Regions from separate parts of the Homo sapiens genome. Here region 2 is linked to region 1. A link is an interaction called in ENCODE POLR2A ChIA-PET data of the cell type or tissue named here. Cell type or tissue: OCI-LY7. All regions are shown on one strand. Links, peaks and the distances in the headings refer to the core of each region. The heading gives the core; the rest is flanking DNA. Region 1 overlaps LINC00877 (long intergenic non-protein coding RNA 877). Region 2 has its middle 79 kb from the start of LINC00870.

Region 1 (5,263 bases), core at 1-5,000:
GAGGCTGGAAGTCTGGAACCAGGGAGTCAGCAGGGCTGTGCTCTTTCTGAAGGCTCTAGGGGAGATCTGCTCCATGCCTTTTTCTGAGCTTCTGGTTTTGCCAGCAGATCTGGAGTTCCTTGGCTCATGCGAGCATCGTCACTGCAATCTCTGCTTCTGTGTTCTCCCTGTGTGTCTTCACATCATCTTCCTTCTGTGCCAGTCTGTGTCTGTCTCTCTTCTCTTGGATTAGGGCTCACCCTAATGACCTCATTTTAACTTGATTACATCTGCAATGACCCTATTTCTGAATAAAGTCATACAGGTACTGAAGGTTAAGACTTCAGTACCCTTTGGTGGGTACACATTTGAACCCTTAACTAGAGATAGGTGAGAGAATCAGATTCATTCTTGACCTTTTATAATACAAACCATGCTGACTAGAGACCCATGCATAACTAGCAATAACCCACATTGCAAGGGCAAGCACAATTTGGGAATGCCTCATGGGCAGAAGCGCAGTGTCACTAGCCTTCAGAGGATGTGTAGAATTTTGACAGTTGGAAGCAGGGCGGATGACATTCCAAACAGAAGCAGAGTGAGCAAAGGCAAGAAGGCCAGAAGGCAGAGGAACTCTTAAGGGCCGAGGAGCTGCTCTGCAGCTGAGCAGGAGTGAAGATTTGACAGCGAGGTTATTGCCAGGTGCAGGAGGTATTGATTGCTAGTCTAAGGAAGTTGCACTAGATTCTTGGAACAGACACTATCAGTATCTGAGGTCAGGTGAAGGTGGGGAGTACGAGTCTGGGTGAGGCTGCTCCCATTCCTCAAGGGCAAGCCTCAGGAGAAGGCTGCAGATGTGAGCCTTTACCTGCAGCAATGCAGGCAGTGGCTTGGAAATGGGGGTAGAAAAAAGACCCCGTGGGATCTGGGTGGGGCACGCCAGCCTCAGCTACACTAGGGAAAATCCAGGTGCCTAGGTCTTGGAGCAGGTGGAATGAAGGACATAGAGATTTGGAGCCAGGTCTGGGCTGAAGTTGTGTGTCAGGGATTCATCCCAATACAGAAGATGTTAACAGCTGGTAGTGGAGGAGATCACTGAGACAAAGCATGAGGAGTTCAAAGACAAGGGCAGAATGAAGATGGGAGTTGGAAGAAACTGAATTAAGGAGATCAGTGTGCCTGAACTCGTTTAATGAGGCATCTGCAGTCACTAGAAAATTACCACCAAGGGTGAAAGCTAGTGCCTTGGGGAGTTTCAATAAAACTTGTCCCCAAATCTTCAACATGCTTTAGGGGCAGGAAAAAAAATATCACACTGCTCCCACATGGCTGAGGTTCATTTTAATAGGGGGCATTTGAGAGATACAAAGTCCTTACTCAAAAAAGTGACCAGGGTTAGTTGAGAGCTTGGGCTCTGGGGTTGGATGCTTAGATTTGGATTTCAACTTTACCAATGTTTTAAGTGGGAGACTCTTACCAAGTTACTTATTGATTTGAGCCTCAATTTGTTCCTCTGTAAAAGATGAAGAATAACAGTACCTATCTAAAAGAGTTGATAAGGAGATGCACTGGGATACTACATGTAAAGTGCTTAGGACAATACTGTGCTTTTAATAAATGCTGAATAAGTAATTGTCACATTTAGTCATGTACTATGGCCAATGGGGGTGGTATCTGTGGTTGGGCTGGAACTTAGGGCATCTCTCAAGTCACCTCCACAGTGCTAAAGAGCAGGAGCTCTGGAGCCAAACTATCTGATTTCCAATCTCAGCAATGCCACCTGCTAACTCTGAGACCCTGTGCCCTGGTTTTCTTATCTGTAAAATGGGGATGTAAATGGCACCTACTAATCCTGTGGGGTTGTTATGCACATTAAAAGAACCCGTGCATGTGATATGCTCAGAATGGTGCCTGACATGTAGTGAGTGCTCAAGAAGTGCTTATCATAATGATTACTACCCCTGCTATTCCTTCTTCTAAGCTCAGGCACAACAAGGGCCAACCTCACAACGCACACAGCTCCATCCAGTAAGCTAGGATTCCCAAATGGAATGGTCACCAAAGATGTTACACCAGACAATTTGGACCTTAAGCGGAGAAGAAAATAATATATATTATTTGCTGCACGGCTCTAGCTCACATCTCTGCGTGTGGGAGCCCGCATTTATCAGATGGTCTCTAGAGAAACTCCTCACTCTGCAAGGCTCTCAGTTGGGAGTGAAGCCCTGATTTTTACAGTAACTCACATAAACTCTGGGGTCCATGTCATTCAGTCTTTAAGCAATAGCCTGTCAGAAGAAGCACAGAGACAAAGCCTTAAGTTATCTCTGAAGGAGACTGAAGAGGCTCCCGTCCACCCGACCGGCCTTCTTTCTGTGGCTGGCAGCGGCCCTGGAAACTCTGACCCCTTGCTCTTTCTCAATTCTTCATTTTCAACTTTCTACTCCAGCTTTTGCAGACATTCAGGCTTCAGGGTCCCTGTCTTTGAAACCTATTTGTCTTCCTTCCCCCTTCCCAGACCTGTCTCTCTTCTTCATCCCCCTTCCCAGACCTCCTGATGCCACAGCACGAAGTCTTGGAATGGGCTGGCTGAACTGACCCTCATTAGAGGGCCACGAGGAGGAGGAACTGAAAGGTGAAGACAAAATTCCCCTTGGACATAGGGATACATTGGGGGCGAGGGAGGTGGGAGGCCCTTACCGTGCTCTTATCTCAAACCATGCTCTCTGCCTCTCATGGGCACCAGCTACACCCATCTCCTTGCGTGGCCCACGTAGGCTGTGTGCTCTTCCAATCATCTGCCTTTACTTATACAGCTCCCTCTGCCGGAAATGTCCTCCCGCTCTTGTTACATCTCATTCTTCAAGTTTCAGCATAAACATGTCCTTTTCAGAGAAGCCTTTGCAAACCAACCTCTCCAAGTTGCCCCATTCCTCTCCCTGTTTTTCTCTCAGCATTCTCTTAGTTTGTCTTCCCTTTGTAGCATTTACTGTAACTGGTGGTTCTTTCATTTGTTTACTTTTTTTTTCTATCAGCCTCTTTAGAATCCAAGCTCCAAGTTCCATGAAAACAGAGACATTACAGAAGCATCCCCAGGGCTGGGCACTTAGTAGGGCTCTCAGTAAATAGTTATGAATAAACAAATAACGGAATGATTGTTTTACGTCTTCAACTCACGATCAGTGTGACTCTGGAACTCACTTAACCATTCTGGGCTTTATTCACGTCTAAAGGGATGGCAAAATTTGCTCTGACTTCCTCCAGAGGCGGTCATGAGGACCAGCCCCATAAGGCAACCACAAAACACCTCAAAATGCAAAAAGCTTTACTATGTAGAAGTATTAGTGAGCCTTAAAAGCTGAAAGTTTGAAAAGATGTAAACAGCACTGAATGGTGCATGTTGCTGTGTAGTAGGGTACATTTTGTTGGTGCATTCTCTTGTTTTGAGTTTTCACCCTTTTCACCCTGCCCTGACCCACAGTATTTCGGAAGGAGCACACCCAAGGGGTAGCGTGCAAGTAGGCAAATGATCTGCCACTAACTGCTGCCCCTCACCTACTGTCAGCTGCTGTCTACATGGACAGCAGCTTTCCAAGAAAAATATACATCACTCTCTACTGCTGGTCTGGCTTGTCATTATCATATTGTTCAGCTCTAGCCCCATTATACATCCCTCTGACTGCAACTAAACGGTCCACAAGGCGGAAACCTCGCCTGGCCTTCCCAGAAAACAGGCAAGGTTTTGCAGAAGGGTGGAACTCTCTGCTGCCATCTCCACCCCAAAGCAGAAGAAAAACAACCTAAGCCCCCAGCCTGTCACACTACAGCTTGGCTATTATTTAGCTGACTAAATGCCCCCTTTTCATATTTGCACCTGAAGTAACAAATCAATCTCATCTTCTTGCCAAGCGCTCTCCTGCCTTGTGATTAGCAGGCAGTGCTGAGACTGACAGAGAGGTGTGGGGGCCTGGGCTAACCCTCTTGCATCCTGTTCTAGCACCTGAAATTGATCTTGCTTCTTGCATTTCTCCTCTCCTTTCTTCCCCACTCATCTGTTTCCGACCCCACAAACTGCACTTATTTAGGGCTTGGGAAGACATGGCCATGTCCTTGATTTATTTCAAATGAGCGGAAAATCAATAATCTAGATACATCCCCTGTGTGCCTGCTTGAATGTATCTTAATTTTGTCCCATCCAGGGAGGGTAGCACTGTCTGTCTGTATGCCTGCAGCATCCACAGGAAAAAAGACTGGTGGATTACACCACTCCAGAATGTTCTGGAGCAGTACTGTCCAATAAACTTTCAGCAGTGATCAGGCTATTCTCTATCTGTACTGTCCAATATGGTAGCCACCAGCCAGTGACACGTGGCAATTGAGCAGTTGAAATGTATGTCGCTAGTGCAACTGAGGAGCTGAATTTTTAATTTAATTTAAATCTAAATAACCTCCTATGGTTAATGGCTATGGTATTGAACTATGCAGTCCTGGAGCAGGGCTTTTCAAACCTGTGTGAATAGGAATCTTGGTGTTAAAATGCAGATTCTTCTTTTTTTTTTCTTTTTTTGAGACAGAGTTTCATCCTTGTTGCCCAGGCTGGAGTGCAATGGCACAATCTCGGCTCACTGCAACCTCTGCCTCCCGGGTTCAAGCGATTCTCCTGCCTCAGCCTCCCGAGGAGCTGGGATTACAGGCATGCACCACCACGCCCGATTTATTTTCTGTTTTTAGTAGAGACGGAGTTTCTCCATGTTGGTCAGGCTGGTCTTGAGCTCCCAACCTCAGGTGATCCGTCCACCTCGGAATCCACACAAGTTTGAAAAGCCCTGCTCCAGAACTTCACGGTCGAATACCATAGCCACTAACCACATGAGGTTATATAAAAAGGAATGAGATCATGTCCTTTGCAGGGACATGGATGAAGCTAGAAGCCATCATCCTCAGCAGACTAACACAGGAAGAGAAAACCAAACACTGCATATTCTCACTCATAAGTGGGAGTTGAACATTGAGAACACATGGACACAGAGAGGGAAATAGCACACACTAGGGCCTGTTGAGGGGTGGAGGGTGAGGGGAGGGAACTTAGAGGACAGGTCAACAGGTGCAGCAAACCACCATGGCACACATATACCTGTGAAACAACCTGCATGTTCTGCACATGTATCCCCCCCCCCCCTTTTTTTTTTAGAAGAAATAAAATAAAAAACAAAACAAACAAAAAAAATAAAACGCAGATTCTGAAACAGTAGATCTGGGAAAGGGCCTGAGATTCTGCATTTTT
Region 2 (5,492 bases), core at 282-5,281, 140 kb after region 1:
GAACAAAGACATATAAAAGGGTCATACTCTGGGTCCTCGCTGAGAAGACTTTAGGGACTCTTCGATCACTTCAGTTCTTAATTCAAGCTCCCTCTCTCCAGAAAGTCTAAAGGCATCCCAGGGTCCTTCTAGCAAGAGAAGTAAGTAGGCCAGTCCTGTTGTCCTCACATCCATTTCCCACCCTCCCCCAGCTCTGCTTTGTATATCAAGGAAGCTAACTCTGGGGGCTGCATCTCCCAGGTTCCTGGGTGAGCTGTCTTCTAGCTGCCTTTGTTCAACTGGAGGTGTTGGTGGGAAACTGGTGGCAGGACGAAGAGAGAAGTCGGAGGATTTCTCCCTGCACATCCATCCATTCTGCAGCAACACTTCATGCTCCAACTGCTACTGCACAGCCCGCTGTGAACCCTGAGTTCTAGGTGACCCTGGCCACTGGAATCTGGTGACATAACCCCACTTCCTCCCCTAGTCTCTACAGCCTAAGAGTGGCATGGTCTATCCCCTGCTTTCTTAACTCCCCCAATTCTCCATGTTCAATTCCCTGTGTTGTAAATACTTGAAGGGGTATTTCTACCTAGACTCTGATTGAGACAGCAAGTTTGCCAAATACAGGTGAGGTTTCTGGTGAGGAGGGAAATGTACCCTTTGTAGAGAACAGGGAAGAAGGAAGGAACAACTAGAGGTCCTTGCCCTGAAGAACCTTCACTGGTCAACCCCCTATACCCCCCACCTCCAAAAAACAGGGCAGGAATATGATGCAGAGGAGCTAGAATCAAAGGAGAGGGGTGCTATGGTGGGCATGCACTCCCCAAATCTTACATGTTGAAACTAAATCATCAAGGTGATACTGATTTAACAGTATCACCGCCTTTAGGAGGTGATTAGGTCATGATGGATAAGTTTAGTGTCTTGTAAAATAGCTGGAGAGAGCAAGTCTGTTTCTTGCATCTCTCCCACCATGTGAAGACACAGCATTCTTCCTTCTGGAGGAAGCAGTACTCAGGGTGCCATCTTGGAAGCAGAGAGCTATCACCAGACACCAAGCCTGTTGGTGCCTTAATTTCTACTTCCAAGCCTCCAGAAGTGTTAACAATAAATTTCTATCATTAAATTACCTAGCCTATATTACTTTGTTATAGCATCACAAATGGACTAAGACAGGGAGCAAGTACATCCAAAGCAGAACCATTACATCAATGGATTCACTGTAGATCAGGGTTTCTCAACCTCAGCATTATTAACATCTTTGCCAAATAATTCCTTGTTATGCAGAGCTGCCCTGTGCATTGTAGGATGTTGAGCAGCATCCCTGGACTCTACTCATGAGATGCTAGTAGCATACCACCCTGAACCGTGACAACCAAAAATGTCTCTAGACATTGCCAAATGTCCCCTGGGGAGCAGGTCACCCTCTCTCCCCCCGGTTGAAAACCACTGCCCTAGACCCATTCAGCTTCAGGGTTCTTGAGCCCCTAGTAATTCTTCTGCTGCATTAGCCTTGTTGGAGTCCACAAAGTCAGCTTAGAAGAGAAATAAATAATTATTACCACATGCTCTACAAAGAAGTCGCAACTAGGCCAAGTGCTCAGAGCTGTCACCAGAAAGTATGGAGCCCCAACGAGTCCCCCTGCATGCTCCTCATCCTCTGCCTCTCTTTCTCCATTAATCTAGGTGAAATCACATAGAAGCCTGGATTCAGAGGTAGAAGAATGAGGGCTGAAGCAGGGACGGTCTTTCCTTTCTGTCTAAATTCCATGAGGTGGCTGGGAGTTTGGGCTGTTTGTGTAAGAGTCTCAAGTCGTTTAGGTACAATCCACTGTTTGAGGCTGCAGAGTCAAATGCACCTGTCACCTATTCAAAACCTAGTTCTGCACTTGAATGTCAATGGGCAAGTTCTTTAATCCCTGTGAGCCTGAGTTCATATCTGTTAAGTGGGGATAACTCTTTCCTTATTGATGTTTTCTGGGTACTAGGGGAATAGTTGTAAATTGCAAAACACACACACACACACACACACACACATGCGCGCACACACACACACACACAAAGAGACACTCGCTAGATGAAAAGTTGGAAAACCATGGCCCACAGTCAGATCAGGCTCACCTAAGGTTGCCAGATTTACCAAATAAAATATTGGATTTGGCAACCCTACATGTTGGCCACCTGCCTTCATAAATGAAGTTTTATTGGATATTCCTATATCTGTTTACTTCTGTGTTGCCCACGGCTGTTCTTGCTACACAAGGCACAGTGCAGTAGACCATGCAGCCCTCAAGTCTCAACTCTTTAATATCTGGCCCTTTACAGGAAATATTTGCTAACCCCAGCACCACAGGGTCAGTGATGTTTATAACAGTGGTGTGATAGTGCCAGCTTTTAATGAGGCAGCGCCTCCTCTAAATGAGTAGGCAGCGTGGATATGATGGGACTCTGCACCCAGTCAGGTGTCCTCACTTCAAACCCTGGTTGTCCTGTGGAGCACTGGACAAGGCATTTAACCTTGTAGCACCTCAGTTTTCTCCTCTCTAAAATGCTGCACTATTGGAGTTGTCATAGGAAAGTAGAGTGCACTCAGGTTGATTGGTTGTTCTGGGTTTATCTGAAAAACCCAGAGAATCCTCTCATGGGGTCCTGGGAAAAACTGATCAATTAAATGCATATCAAAGGAACACCACAGTGCTAGGTACATGGTAAATACTTATCACATCCTAGCTTACTAAGGAAGTACGATAGCTATTTCTATTACTACCATTACTTCTATTACTACTATTATTACTACCTCTGCTAATCCTTCCCAGCATTATTTGAAGATTAAATGAGATATGAATATAAATGGTCTGGCCCTAGTAAATGCTCAATAAATGCCACTTTTGCTCCCTTCTCCTCTACCCATTTTCTTGGGTCACTGCCCCTCTGTCCACAGCAGGGTCTTGTGTGCCAGCCAGCCCTGGCAGCTTTGCATGAAGAGTGCAATCTGGCAGGCTCTCCCACTCAGAACACAACCCTGGTGCCAACTCCCTGGGCCTTGTCTCCCCCAGGAGTTTCTCATTGCCTCACTCCCTGCACAACAGCACCACTTCCTTCAGTAGCCTTGTCTCCTTCTTTCACTCTCTCAATCACATCTCAGTTCCCCAAGTCACACACTTACAAAATCAGGGGAAGGGAAGAACTCATTCCTGCATCTTGGCCCCTTTCCTGGGATCTGGCTGAGAATCTTGTGCATATGAGGTGCTGGCAGAACCCCATAGAAGATTAGTGTGCTAATGGCCTCATAAAAATGAAACATTTATGGAGAGGGCTTTATTTCACTTTACCTCAGTTCCCCTCTTTTAATGAGGCTGGCTGAACCGTGGGAAGCCTTGGGAGGCAGACAGACAACACAGTTTCCAGTTCCAGACTCTGGTTGTGAGGAGTGAGAAAGAAGTTGTGTTCCCCATCAGGGGGATTGCAGGGCAAGGGGCAGGAGCTGAGGAGCACCAGGGGACAGAGGGTTGGGGTCTCTGGGAGGACTTCATCCTTGACCAAGGACCCTTTATCTCCTCTGCAGAGTAGGAGTTCTTTCAAGAGAATAGCTAGAAGCGTTGGCCAGTCTGTCAGGCTCATGACTCATGTGCCCCTCACCAACAATAGGTCCTTTGACCCACAGTGGATTCGTCTCAGCCAGTGATGAACATGACCCTCACCGGCCTTGGCTTCTAATCCTCACATGAGATGAGCTCACGGCTTGGCCAGAAACACTGGACTAAGTTCTGGCAACACAAGGCTCTTGAGAGAAGCACCTTGTTGCTGCCCAGCCCTCTTCTCCTCTCTTCACCCCTTGGCCCCAAACTGCTTCCTCATCTCCTATCTGCCTCCTCTCCAAAATATAGCCTGGGTGGGTGGATCCCTGGCTTTGATATCAGGTAGATATGGGTTCAAATCCCACCTCTGCTGTCCAACCATGGACAAGCTCATCCTCCTCCCTGGGCGTCATTTCCTCATCTTTAAAATGGCAATGCGGCTGCTGATAACGCTGAAGACATAAAGCAACAGGACTGAGAGACACTCACAGCAAGCATTTGATAAACACGGGCTGTTTCACGATGGCAGGATGACAGGGCTTCAGTGTTGCCTCACCTCTGGGCTGGGACACTTACCAGGAGCTTAGCCTAAGGGACAGGATGAAGTCTTGGTAACGAGTGGTGCTTGAAGGATGTACTCAGGTTCCTCCCTACTATATGCCACTGTCTTCCCTCCTCTTTGCCTCTACTTTAGAATTTAACAGCCACAGACACTGATTGAACACGTGCATATGTGAGGAGCTGAGGCAGACTCGATGCCTGTCCTCCAGGCTCTCCCGGTCTTTCACCTGCCTGCTGAAATGCTGGCTGGGATCGGGAGTCTATCATATGCAAAGATCTAGCTGGACATGATGCATCCCTAAATCCTGCCCATGCTGCTGACCCTCCACTTCATGAGGCTCTGAGAAAGATGCCTTCTCAAGAACAGCAGGAAAATGTTGGCTAAAGCAGGCAGGGGCTCCACCCCTCAAAGCAAAGAATGCTGGTAAACTAGGTCATTGCCCATAGAGAACTGCTTCTTCCTAAGCGGCTGGGCCTAATTATTGTCAGGTCTGCAGCAGGGCCCCACCCCAGAGGCCCCCAGAGGCAGAAGCCCTAAGAGGCTTCCCCATCTCTGCCTAAGGCCATATCTGGAGCAGGGATCGAGGTGGAGTTGGTGGATCTGTGCCTCAGCTTCCTCACTGCTCCGTGCTGTGTCCTGTGCGGTGTCCCAGAGGTCCCCCATGGGATTGAGCCCATTGCCCCCAGCAGTCACCTGCTCATTAACTCACTCTGTATTGATTCCCTCCCTTCCCTCTTCACTTCCTCACTCCCTCACTGTGCCTGTTAGTGAAATGGGAGAAGTTCCCTTATCACCCTGGCAGGACATGTGCGACAGGGCTGTGGCTCTCTTCTTCAGTGCCCCACTGCTCAAACCCCTAGGGGGAGCATGCAGATGGGCAGGTCGTGGGGAGCGTTTTTGGGCTTTAACCCAACAGCAGCGTCTAGGGTTGTTTACAGCTCCCAAAGCCCCAATGGGTGGGTGTTAAAGTGCGCTCTTTCAGCTTTGCCCTCTGCAGGTGGCTCGTGTTAATCAGCTCAATTAGACCCTCTGCCTTATCACAAGGACAGAGGGCTTTCTGTATCCCAGGTCTTGCTCTAGTGTACCAGAAAAATCAGATCACATGTGGGCTTGGGGATGGGTGCAAGGTTTTATTGAGTGGTGGAAGTAGCTCTCAGCAGATGGATGGGGAGCCAGAAAGGGGATGGAGTGGGAAGGTGGTCTTCTCCTGGAGTTGGACCTCCCAGCAGTTAGACTTTCCTCCGACCACCCCCTGCTGAATTCCATGTCCTCCCGCCATCAATGGCCTGCCAGCATCTGCTGGTGTCTGTTAGTATGCTCTTCCGCTCCTCTGTTCCTCTCGACATCCAGTCACTTGTGTGTGTGTCCAC

Evidence for each region. Peaks named below come from ENCODE experiments on the same cell type or tissue, not always from the same donor. Only the 100,000 strongest peaks of a DNase experiment are listed, where the experiment ranks them.
Region 2: POLR2A ChIA-PET joins it to region 1 with 5 read pairs; 2 of 35 experiments call an interaction of 5 or more read pairs at or near these places.

The regions. Positions count from the first base shown.
Region 1 is chr3:72,090,208-72,095,470 of GRCh38, forward strand. The region is part of intron 2 of LINC00877 (long intergenic non-protein coding RNA 877); the gene reads right to left. Among named protein-coding and RNA genes, the nearest start is that of LINC00877, 7.6 kb to the right of the region's middle. In OCI-LY7, for the core only: CTCF peaks have their summits at 2,842 (motif pointing left) and 3,044; DNase peaks (open chromatin) are centred at 2,794, 3,244 and 3,944; H3K4me3 peaks cover 1,189 bases; H3K27ac peaks cover 2,184 bases.
Region 2 is chr3:72,227,968-72,233,459 of GRCh38, forward strand. No RefSeq gene overlaps it. Among named protein-coding and RNA genes, the nearest start is that of LINC00870, 79 kb to the left of the region's middle. In OCI-LY7, for the core only: CTCF peaks have their summits at 5,049 and 5,252; a DNase peak (open chromatin) is centred at 5,054.